4 separate regions of the Homo sapiens genome follow, and regions 1, 2 and 3 are each linked to region 4. Evidence: chromatin contacts called from ENCODE Hi-C data. All regions are on one chromosome and are shown on one strand. Each heading gives the region's core, a stretch centred on a gene start or an enhancer-like site at or near the end of the contact. The rest is flanking DNA. Distances are from core to core; before and after follow the strand shown. Region 1 holds the start of SF3B5 (splicing factor 3b subunit 5). Region 2 holds the start of EPM2A (EPM2A glucan phosphatase, laforin). Region 3 holds the start of LTV1 (LTV1 ribosome biogenesis factor). Region 4 holds the start of CCDC28A-AS1 (CCDC28A antisense RNA 1).

What was found. A loop is a pair of places that touch in the nucleus more often than their neighbours do. Pooled maps may share reads with other maps.
Region 1: a loop to region 4 is called in a map of CD8-positive, alpha-beta T cell, with 12 times the contacts of the local background. The contact joins the promoter of SF3B5 here to the promoter of CCDC28A-AS1 in region 4. A Hi-C loop is called at or near these places in 1 of 168 maps with a recorded cell type or tissue (CD8-positive, alpha-beta T cell), 1 of 37 single-sample maps with no recorded cell type and 8 of 50 pooled maps.
Region 2: a map of CD8-positive, alpha-beta T cell shows a loop between it and region 4 (22-fold over the local background). The contact joins the promoter of EPM2A here to the promoter of CCDC28A-AS1 in region 4. A Hi-C loop is called at or near these places in 3 of 168 maps with a recorded cell type or tissue (CD8-positive, alpha-beta T cell and naive thymus-derived CD4-positive, alpha-beta T cell) and 8 of 50 pooled maps.
Region 3: a loop to region 4 is called in a map of CD8-positive, alpha-beta T cell, with 11 times the contacts of the local background. The contact joins the promoter of LTV1 here to the promoter of CCDC28A-AS1 in region 4. A Hi-C loop is called at or near these places in 1 of 168 maps with a recorded cell type or tissue (CD8-positive, alpha-beta T cell), 1 of 37 single-sample maps with no recorded cell type and 9 of 50 pooled maps.

The regions. Positions count from the first base shown.
Region 1 is chr6:144,094,048-144,097,010 of GRCh38, reverse strand. SF3B5 (splicing factor 3b subunit 5) reads left to right here and starts at 1,438. Exons shown (of 1, transcript NM_031287.3): 1 at 1,438-2,127. The coding sequence starts at 1,514. The coding sequence ends at 1,774. RefSeq lists an enhancer at 989-1,688.
Region 2 is chr6:145,734,090-145,736,872 of GRCh38, reverse strand. EPM2A (EPM2A glucan phosphatase, laforin) reads left to right here and starts at 1,353. Exons shown (of 4, transcript NM_005670.4): 1 at 1,353-1,675. The coding sequence starts at 1,375. It overlaps EPM2A-DT (EPM2A divergent transcript), which reads right to left and starts at 2,004. Exons shown (of 3, transcript NR_038246.1): 1 at 1,953-2,004. RefSeq lists enhancers at 939-988, 1,009-1,058, 1,069-1,128 and a silencer at 1,289-1,878.
Region 3 is chr6:143,841,747-143,844,603 of GRCh38, reverse strand. LTV1 (LTV1 ribosome biogenesis factor) reads right to left here and starts at 1,266. Exons shown (of 11, transcript NM_032860.5): 1 at 1,124-1,266; 2 at 1-118. The coding sequence starts at 1,126. RefSeq lists enhancers at 763-832, 1,023-1,232, 1,413-1,462.
Region 4 is chr6:138,772,239-138,774,973 of GRCh38, reverse strand. It overlaps CCDC28A-AS1 (CCDC28A antisense RNA 1), which reads left to right and starts at 1,271. Exons shown (of 3, transcript NR_161205.1): 1 at 1,271-1,459. It overlaps CCDC28A (coiled-coil domain containing 28A), which reads right to left and starts at 1,205. Exons shown (of 6, transcript NM_015439.3): 1 at 1,072-1,205. RefSeq lists enhancers at 893-952, 1,313-1,372, 1,393-1,442, 806-1,479, 1,480-2,154.

The DNA.
Region 1 (2,963 bases), core at 189-2,688, 5.3 Mb before region 4:
TTTGAGCTGCCTTTAAAGGGAGATGCGTTCACCAAGGGAACAGACATTCCACGTAGAGGGAATAGCTTGTACAAGGAAATGGGGATGGACACAACAGGTAACATGGAGAAATACAGTTGTCCCTCAGTATTCGTGAGTGATTTGTTCCAGGACCCCCATGGATACCAAAACTAGAGGATGCTCAAGTCCCTGATATAAAACGGCTTGTATTTGCATATACGCACATCCTCCTGTATAGTTTGTCTCTAGATTATTTAACATACCTAATACAATGTAAATGCTATGTAAATAGTTGTTATACTGTATTGTTTAGGGAATAATAACCTTAAAAAGTCTGCATTTCGGTACAGACTGATATTTTCCCCCAATATTTTCAATCAGGTTGGTTGAATCCACAAAACCCACTGAATGGAAGAGCCAAGTAGGGTGAGGTGAGGCCTTGGAGGGAGGATATCAAAATAAGTGGCTAGAGAGGAAGGAGGAGCTTGAGGTGGAAGCCGGAATGTGTGGGAACTGGTGCTGTACTTGCTCACCAAGCACCCTGGTTAGAGCTGAAATAACTCTTTTATGCCACAAACTCCTAAGAGACATAGTTGGGACCAGAACTGGCGCCTGCTGACTTCTGGGTAATCCATCCCCGGTTGTGAAGGGACGGCCGTGCCGCCACGACGGCTCCGAAATACACCAAGAGTTTATTTTCGGGGCTGCTCGTAGTCCAGTCATTCTTGGGTTTCCCATTTCCTATCAGCCCCAAGCCACCCACGGATGCTCCCCACCTCCAGACATCGCCCTCCACTAGGTCCCCAGATCACTTTTAAAACGCGACCAGGGGCCGGGCGCGGTGGCTCACGCCTGTAATCCCAGCACTTTGGGAGTCCGAGGCGGGCGGATCACGAGGTCAGGGGTTCGAGACCAGTGAAACCCCGTCTTTACTAAAAATACAAAAAAACTAGCCGGGCGTGGTGGTGTGCAACTGTCATCCCAGCTACTCGGGAGGCTGAAGCAGGAGAATCGCGTGAACCCAGGAGGCGGAGGTTGCAGTGAGCCGAGATCGCGCCATTGCATTGCAGCCCGGGCAACAGTGCAAGACTCCGTCTTAAACAAACAAACAAACAAACAACAGAACGCGACCAGGAGTCCCGGAAGCCTGCGTGCACGAACTCCCAAGACCACAAGTCCCAGCATGCAACGCTCCTTGTTGGAAAAGGGCCTCCCTTAGCCACTAAGTGGACCATCATGCAACATTCTCTGATGGGGCGGGGATCTCCATGGAGGGGGGAGGCACACTTGTTGCGTCGCCTCAGCAACTCCAATTGCGTGACAGAATGTGCTTCCGCTTCCGCCTCTGAGCCCTATGAGCGAGAGTTACGCTACTTAGTCGTTGTGACGCCATTCTTCTGCGACGGCGCGGACCTGGAGCTTCCGCGCGGTGGCTTCACTCTCCTGTAAAACGCTAGAGCGGCGAGTTGTTACCTGCGTCCTCTGACCTGAGAGCGAAGGGGAAAGCGGCGAGATGACTGACCGCTACACCATCCATAGCCAGCTGGAGCACCTGCAGTCCAAGTACATCGGCACGGGCCACGCCGACACCACCAAGTGGGAGTGGCTGGTGAACCAACACCGCGACTCGTACTGCTCCTACATGGGCCACTTCGACCTTCTCAACTACTTCGCCATTGCGGAGAATGAGAGCAAAGCGCGAGTCCGCTTCAACTTGATGGAAAAGATGCTTCAGCCTTGTGGACCGCCAGCCGACAAGCCCGAGGAGAACTGAGACTCTGCCTTACCACCGCAGTGCGGGGCACCTCTCCCAGCGTTTCTCCGGTTTGCCAATCCTCTTAAGTATTCCTGTCTCCAAAGGACCGGCTCTCCATGGCTCCTGCGCCTCGTGCTTTCCGCGTACAGAAGTGCTTGCCCGGGGAGTCCCGCCTGACCTGCCTTCATGTGGACCCTTAGAACAGCACTGGGAGACCAGCAGGACTCCTGAGAACTGTGCTGGTGGAGAGGTCCTAGAGCCGGCGAGCGTTTGAGAAGAGGGCATGGCGCTGGAGTGAGATGGGATTTGGCGTCTCGTTTTTGGCTAATTGATTGTCATTGGCTTTTTCCATAAAGTTTAGAAATCGTTCAGTCTCTTGGTGTGAACTTTCTGTGTTAGGGTGGAAGGCTCCGGAAAGAGCTGAGCGGGAAGTGGGTTTGGGTGAGGGAGCGCATGCCAGTGTCCATGGCCAGGCACTTAGATCCGCCGTGTCTACCTTTATAATTAATTCCCCGACTGCCACTTTTCCCAAGAGCGTTATTTTCAGGCCCACAATGCCTTCAGTATTGAAATTTGTGGTTATTGTATCCCATCTTCTTTTTCTCCTGTTTTAAAACTCTTTGCAGTCTTTGCTGTCATTGTCCTCCCTAGCCTCTTTAAAATGCATCCTTTTTTTTTTCTTGGGAATTTGTGGCCATGTCTCCAGAAATGACAAGCTGGCAAGCGAGTTCATCCATTCTACATTCAACAAATATTTGTTGAGCTCTATGTGACAGGCATTTTCCCGTGTTCTTGGGGCTTACATTATGCTGGTGGTGGAGAAAGGAGGTCAAACACTAGATGTAATAAGCAAATGTTAGAAGATGCTGCGGGGAGGGGAGAACAATGTATGTGGTGCGGGTGGGAGTAGCTGGTAGGGCTGTAATCTTAAATATGATGCACAAGTTACTGAGATGGTGACATTTGAGCAAAGACTTCAGGAAAATGAGGGAAATGGCCATGCGGAAAACTGGAGAAATTGCTTTCCATGAAGAGGGAACTGCCAGTGCAATGGTACTAACGCTGGGAGTATGTATGGTTTATTGGAGGAACTTCAAAGAGGCAAGCATGGCTGGAGGGAGTGAGTAAGGGGAAAAGTAGAGGGACAGGTAATGGAGGGGAAAACAGAGTAGAGTCTTGTAGGACAATATATGAACCTCTGAGGAGC
Region 2 (2,783 bases), core at 104-2,603, 7.0 Mb before region 4:
CCAGCCCTTCTGTCTTCACATTTTTCATAGTGTTTATCCTTAAGCTTAGCAACCAACCAAACTTCGAGTGGAATATCAACATTCAAGAGTAAAATGTATTATTAGTTTTCTAATTGTTCCACAAGAGATTGAGTTTGTGTAGTTTACATTTTTGCACTTTCTGTTTTACTTATATCCTCAACGCATGAAATTTTGGCCTGTTCCCCTTTACTATTCACAAACTTCCAAACACTGGTAAAAATGCCTTTGTGTGTCTTTAATTCACGTAACAGATTTGTGTTATGTTAAATGTTAGTGAATATATAAACCTAAGAATACAAGGATAATTTTGTTAAAGAATCAAAAAGTATCAGGACATTCGTTTGTCTTATGGCAGAGACAAATTGAAGTTCCCCACCAAGATATACGTATTTTGGATTTGGGCCAGACAGCTAAAAAACCTGTTTCAACTTAAAACCCAAAAAGGTTTTAAGTTGAAAAAATAATGCTGACTTTTGCTGAAAGTAAATTTTAAACAAAGGTTTTTTTTTTTAATTTACTCCATTAAAAATGCATACATTTGGACAGAGCGAGACTCTGTCTCAAAAAAAAAAAAAAAAGCATACATTTGTAGTCACAGAATTAGTTTTTGTTTTGACCTTGAAAAGGACTTGAAAGTATTTACTCCAAACTTACTTTACACATACTAAAAATATAGTTTTTGAAAAAAGAAAGTTGATGTGGCTTTTCAGACAAGGGAATGGTAGGTAATGTTTTGCATCAGCTCCGGGTCTTGGGTGATCTCCACCAATCAGAGATCCTTCAGAGCTCGTAGGGTCTAGAAAGATCATTATTTTACACCCTCATTTTACAGACAAAGAACCTGAGACCTGCTAGAGTAAGTGACTTGGTTAAGATAGGGAGCGCTCCAGAGACCAGGTCCAAGATCTTCCCCCGTTTCACAATTAGAAGGCGGCTGTCTAGAGGTCATTCCCTTCCTTATGATCCTCATAAAGTTAATTTCCAGTCTCTTGGAGAGAGAACTGGACGATCGCCTGGCTTAGAAGTTTTCCTCCCTCCCCGAACCCCGTTTTCTCTTCCATTTCTTCCGGTCGCGTGTCCCCAGCGCCCACAGGTGGAAATCAACCGCCCGCGGGGTTGCGGGGCACAAAGAGGCAGCTAGCGGCTCCGCTGACCCCTTCCCGCCGGCCTGGACGAAGTCTGGGCTCGGGAGCCGCGTGATGCATCCCAAAGAAGGCGCAGAACAGCACGTGTTCTCCCCGGTGCCCGGGGCTCCCACACCACCGCCCAATCGCTGCGGCCGCCTAGTGCTCGGGCCGCGCCTGCCGGCCGCGGGGACTCCGGGCCCGGGTATTCGCGCCGCCGCCGCCCGCCATGCGCTTCCGCTTTGGGGTGGTGGTGCCACCCGCCGTGGCCGGCGCCCGGCCGGAGCTGCTGGTGGTGGGGTCGCGGCCCGAGCTGGGGCGTTGGGAGCCGCGCGGTGCCGTCCGCCTGAGGCCGGCCGGCACCGCGGCGGGCGACGGGGCCCTGGCCCTGCAGGAGCCGGGCCTGTGGCTCGGGGAGGTGGAGCTGGCGGCCGAGGAGGCGGCGCAGGACGGGGCGGAGCCGGGCCGCGTGGACACGTTCTGGTACAAGTTCCTGAAGCGGGAGCCGGGAGGAGAGCTCTCCTGGGAAGGTATTGCCAGCAGACGCCTGCCCCCGGCGCAGAGCGGGAGCTCCGGCCCGCACCCCCAACCGGGGCCTCGGCCTCGGGCAGGCCCCGCAGGCCCCGGCGGCGCGCGTCCCGGGCTTTTTGCCCGCGTCCCTGCGCACTCCCCGGGCGACCTGGGCTGACCCTGCTCTGCCGGCCACGCTGTCGCCGCCAGCCGCGCCTCCGGCTTCCTACTGATTCCCTAGACCCGTATAGCGCTCCCGGCCGCCTTCCCGCCCACTCTGTTGCCTGCCCCTCTGACCTGGTTTCCGCACATCCAGTCCTCAGCTTCTTTCCAACCGCGCCTGCGTCACGGGCCAGTGCCCTTCGTCTCCCGCCCGGGGCTCCCTTCGCCCTCCGAGTGCCCCTCGACCTCCGAGTCCCCCCCTTCGCGGGTCCCTTGGCTGCCCGGCCGCGCGCCGCTGATGGCTTCAACAGCCCAACTCCGCCTTGGTTGGGTTTTGTGTCCTCATTTTCCTGCTCTAATTCACTAAAAAAAACCCAAAACGATCCAACCAACGAAACTAGCGTTTTCGCTAATCCTAGACAGCAATGTGCTACTTAGATTTTTTTCATAGATATTGAGAATGAACTAATGGAAAAACGTTGAATATTTCCCTTTTTGGATTTTTTTTTCTTTTTTAATCCCAGATATATGACAATTGAGACATGACCTGATTTCTTAAAATACTAAAACAATACATGCTGGTTGTAAAATAATAATAAAGAAATGTACATAGTGAAAACTTACAGTGTTTCCTCCACACATCTTAAGCACACTGCTTGTACACATTTATGTATGTGATATATGCATATACTTTTTTTTTTTACAAAAATTGTATAGTAATTCTGAATTTTTGCTTTTCTTGCCTAACAATATGTTAGGGACATCTTTCACTGTCACTACACGTAGATATGTATTTTACATGTAGATGTATATTTTAAATGGCAACAAATTATTCTGCATCTACCAATGTGCATTTAGGTTCTTTTCAGTTTTCCTCTGTCGTAAACAGTAGTGGCTTAATTGAAATTCCTTTTACAGATATCTTTGAACATTCGGGAGTGTTTCTGCAGAGTGGATTCAAAGAAG
Region 3 (2,857 bases), core at 17-2,516, 5.1 Mb before region 4:
ATAGAACCCTCTGGGGTGCACTCTCATCTGCTGCTAAAGGATCTCGTTGGCTCCGGTGGACCAAGTGAAAAGACACAGCTTTCTTCTTCTCTATAAAGGGCTTTTTCTTCCTGTGAGGCTTCAAAGGAACAAAATCACAACAATTAATTAAAACAGAACAAAAAGACGGAGAATAATTCCATAGTCCACACATGCATCTTTAGTAGTCATGTTAAAGATACTTTTTAAAAATCTACACTTCTAGGGCAGGCAACATCAGCTGTGTTCTGCAGAATCCATACTTAACCTTCCTTCAACAAACATTCCTTGAGCACCTACTTTGTGCCAGACCTTGTTATGGGAACTGAGAATACAGAAGTGGGAAAGTCAGATAAAGTCCCTGTTCTTAGCAAGAAAATCAAGATAATTTCCGGTGAAGAAAATATAAGACAGTGACGTGAAAATGCCTTAAAAGCTACTTTACACTGGCTGCTCAGGGAAGGCCCCTGGCCGACTGAACTAGAATGACAAGAAGCCTGCCACAACATAATCTGGAGTAGACAGCTCCACACAGAGCATCTACCAACCAGTAAATAAAATCACGACACAAACAGCTAAAGTTTAATAAGATCCATCACCTCTTTCTACATTCTTACTTCGCTATTCAATTTTGATTCTCTAAACTGGGAAACCAATTAAGTGGCTTTACTTTGGGCCCAACCTTATGCTCTCCCACAAGTTCCCTTTCTCAGAGGAAACAGACAGGCAGACACCTGCCACTCCAACGCTGAGGGAGACCAGCAGCTCCCTCTGCTCGACCCCAAGAAGCACAGGGTTGCGCGTTTGTGTCGGCAGTCACCAGCTTTTAGTTAACCGAAATCACGCAGGGCTGCAGGCTCCCAGGGATAAAACAAAAAGGCCATTCTCCTCTCCGGGCCACATCCCAGGGAGGCTCGGCGGTGGGAGACTGTAACTTGCAAAGAATGCCCACGGTGGTGACGTTGGCCCATTTCGGGGTACCGTGCCGCAAGCAGCCTCTGGCATGACCCAGACCCGGGCCGCAGTAGCCAAGGTATTACCGGAAGCAGCCTGGCCTCTGCAAAACCACAGCGCTCGGCCGCCGAAACAAGCAAGGCTTGCTCACCATGCTGCAGCCGCGCGGCGCTCACCCCCAACAGGGGCGGCGATGACACCCTCGAAGTCCGGCGGGGAGACCAAGGTCCAGCTGAAGGCCGCTTCTGTAGGCCTCACCACACGTGCAGCCCCAGGACCCGGCGATAACGTCACCCAGCCGGCCGTGGAAACGGACCAATCGCCGAGGAGCTGATGGGTCGCGACCGGAAGTTACATAGGCTCGCTGCGTCTCCACGATCGCGAGAAGCCACCGGGAGGTGGGGCTAGCTCGGCTCCCACCCCTGGGCGGGCTGTACTTTTCCGGCCTTTAGTCTCCCGCCGGGCAAAGGGAATCGTGGGGGTCCTTAACGTTGAGGCGCCACAGAGGGGTTTCTGCTTGTGGACGAACCTTTTATAGCTCCCTCTACGGAGACCAGAGGGGACGAATCTAGCATCCCCCTTGACTTGTGTCCCTTACCTATTCCCAACCATAAAAAACAAAGCCGCGGACACGGAAGGGAGGCGACCACCCCGCTGGGGTGCTGGGGTCGCCAAGTTTCAGGTTCCCTCTCCGGGTGGGGGCGGAGTCGGTTGCCGTAGCAACGGAGGCTGGGGCCTTGCCTTTATAGACTGCATCAGACTTGATCAGGTTATATTTTCCACTGTTTCATGAACTGCTTTCATCTGCCCTGTTAACCAAACCCCCGAGACTCTGTTAACTGTAGAGGCATTTGAACTAATAAAATATATTCAGAATCTCTGGTGTTTGAATGTTAACTTTCTCCCCCTGTTTAAACAAATAGGCTATAAGCACGCATTCTTAGGAAGATTTCAGGCCGGCGTTGGCGTACTCACATAGCTTTTCTTGGACGAAAGTGTGTGGTAAATGCAGTCACTTTCATCAGCAGACCTTTTTTTCAAATTTGTTTCCCCAACTTCCCAGTTTCTGGTGACCTCTCAATGAATGGCTTACCCTGGATTGTGTCTTTATGCCGTAGGCATTATCACTGTAAGTATTTGTGGAGTATTATTCTTTTATTACAGTAAAAATTATAGAAATAGGCCAGGCGCGGTGGCTCATGTCTGTCATCCCAGCACTTTGGGAGGCCGAAGCGGGTGGATCACCTGAGGTCAGGAGTTCAAGACCAGACTAGCCAACGTGGTGAAACCCCGTCTCTACTAAAAATACAAAACTTAGCCAGGTGTGATGGCAGGTGCCTGTAATCCCAACTACTTGGGAGGTTGAGGCAGGAGAATAGCTTGAACCCGGGAGGCAGAGGTTGCAGTGAGCTGAGATCATGCCATTGCACTCCAGCCTGGGCGACAAGAGCGAAACTCTGTCTCAAAAATATATATATATAGAAATAATTTAGGTTAGGACCATAAAACTTGTCTTAGGATATTGCTTTGTAACAGAGATAATACATAGCACTCCTATGTGCCAGAGATTCGTTGTTATTATTCATTATATAGAATTAAAAGATCCAAGGGGGCAGTTTTCATTTCCTTTCAATCAGTTGTACTTACTGCTGTATCATCAGGGGCCTGATGCATGGGGCATATATGCTCAGTAAGTATTTATTTAAATGAATTAATGTTCTGGCACTTTATCTGAATCATCTCATTTCATCCTCACTGCAACACTATGAAAGAGACGCAATTATCTTCAGCATCTTACAAATCCTAAAAATGAGGCAAGAGAAATACAAACTAAGTACTAAGCCCCCCAGCTGACTGAACGGACTCCCTTTTGGCCAAGGGGACC
Region 4 (2,735 bases), core at 22-2,521:
TCAAAAACAAAACAAAACAAAACAAAACAAAACAAAAAAACCCCTTCCATACTTTATTTGTGCATAGTGTTAAATTTTTCTTAACTTCATTATTTCATATATCATAAGATGAATTTATATGGCTATCTCTACCTCATCAGGTTGTAAATTGCCTTCTAGAAACATTAGGCCGTTTTTGGCATGCTGTGTTTAATTTAGGCATGCCATGACCATTCAAAAAGATTCAAACCCATTGCTGTCGCTTAAAATAATTATTTGATGAATTCAATAAATTTTTCTTTTTCCTTTTGCCTGGACTTAGTGCCACTGGCACTGGAATTTAAACCACTGAGCTTAAATTGGCTGACGCTAGACAATTACAACTGGAGCTACAATACTGCCAAAGAAGAGGCTTTCTGGGAAAGGCTCCAATGCCCAGTCTCTAATCCCAGATACCACTGGGTGTCAATCCACTTAAACCTTGGCTAACAATTTTTCTTTTAAGAAGCATTTTTTGTAACAGAACAATAATTCTGGTGTTGTTTCAACATGCAACACAAATTAAATGAGAGTTTGAAAGATGACTGAATAGAGACGATTAGTTCTCTGAAGAGGCAAGGATCTGTAAAAATGTATGATACGCATAAACACGCTGGCCTGAAATTTAACGATGCTAATACACACTTGGTGGTACAAGAAAAAAAAATCTAGGAAGTAAAGCAATGCAAATAAACCAGTGGTGGTCTAAACCACAATATTCTGCGGAGCCAGCACTCGCGATTTCCTCGTTTTTGGAAAATTACATCTGTCACAAGAGCACTGAAACCCTTCCTGTATATCAAACAGCAAAGAATGTTTTAGAGAAGGCATAATAAGTAAACTGCTCATAGTTACTTATTCACACAGTGGTTTTAAGTGCCAGGTCTTGCCTCCAAGCAGTACCACTGGGCATCCCTCTTGACATCACCTCATTCCCCTTCCCCAATCTACCGAAGCGATGACCCTTCACCGCCCAGTACCCAGCAGTGACCAGAGTGGTGGGAAGGGCCTAAAGGGGCAGGTTGCGGAGGTTCCTTTGCTTCCACTACATACCTGAAGAAGAAGGGTATTGGGGCCCCCTTCCGCAACCCGCAAAGACCCGACAGCCTCAGAAGCCACCGCCGCAGCCACAAGCAGAGCCCCGGTCACATCCCGGGACCCGCTCCTCCGCAGCTCCGTTTGTTTACGGAAGTGACGTAAGAGGTACAGCCTCCATGCCCCAAGCGGAAGCCCCGCCTTTTCCTGCTCCCCCAGTGTCGCTCTTGGCTCCGCCCTCGGCATTTCATTGCTTCCCCTGTCCTTCCTTTAGCTGTAACTCCGGCGGGCGTGTTGGGTGTGTCGTTTTAGGCTCTGTGACCCAGGAGCAAGACGCAATAAGCGGGTGCAGTGGAGGTAGAAACGGGAAATGCAGTACCCTTTCCGGAAGCTACTCCGCCCCTCGGTGAGTGTTAGATTCCCCCCCCGAACTACAATTCCCAGAATGCTGTTCGAGCATGCCCGAAGGCGGAACCAGAGTGTCGCCATGCAACTGTTCCTTGGTTGTTTCCGATTGGTTGCCCGGACTTCTCGCGGCTAAACTAATTTTGGCTCCAAGGCGGCGTGAAGAGTGTGATTCTGTTCAGCGACCGTGATTCTGTTCAGCGACCATGATGTTGAGCCCCTAATTGAGAGTCTGTTACCACTATTAATAGCTACTCTGTTCGGGCCCTACACATAACGGTGTATCTAAACCTCTCTACAATTTTATGGGTAGGTGTTATACTCTCTGTTTTACAAATGGGGAATTTGAGGCTCAGAAAGGCTAATTGATGCAGGTGTCTCTCTGTCGTCAAAGATAGTTCTACTTCCACTATACTTAAAGCCTCTGGAGAAGGAATTGCAGGCTGAGAGAAAGAGATCTATCTTAAATGAGGGAAGAAATGCACGTTTCATTGCCTGGTCTGGGTAGCCTTCCCGGTGTTGGAGTGGGAGGTGGGAAGGTTTTAGATTCACAGGTCCTTAGATTGAAGGGACTCTGGAGGAACACCACATAGCACCCCCCGCATTAGCTAATGGGGAAACCATATCTAGAGATTGTATCCATGCCAGAAAAGGCAGAGCAAAGACAACCCCAGTCTCTTGGCTTCTAGGATAGGATGTTCTTCCGCCACCCGCCATTTAAAAAAAAAAAACAAAACTATTGAAATGTTAAAAAAAAAAAGCACAGAATAAACAACGCACCCACTATCCAGAACGAACAGATTTATGAATGAAAGAAATGGAGCATTACAGATAAAGAAGGTGTTCCCTATTCTCAGTCCCATTCTACTACCACCCTCAGAGAGGCAACCAGGATCATGAATTTGATATGTATCTTGCCAATCTAGGTTTCTATATTTAAACTATTACTATGTATTATAAACAATATGTAGAATGGTTTGGGGCATTTGAAGTTTTACATGAATGCTATTATATTTTGTGTATTGATCTGCAACTTGATTTTTTCACCAAATTCTGTGTTTTTGAGAGCTATCCACATTGATAAATATAGCTAGACTTTATCAAATAGATTTGTCACAAATTATTTGGGAATTCCCATAGTGATGGATGTTTAGGTTGTTTCCCATTTTTCACCATTACAAACACTACTGTACAGTCTGCTCAATATCTTTTCCCAGTTTCTCCTTTTAATTAATGTCGAATTGTCTTATTTGTATGAACAGAGCTTGCAACTGGTG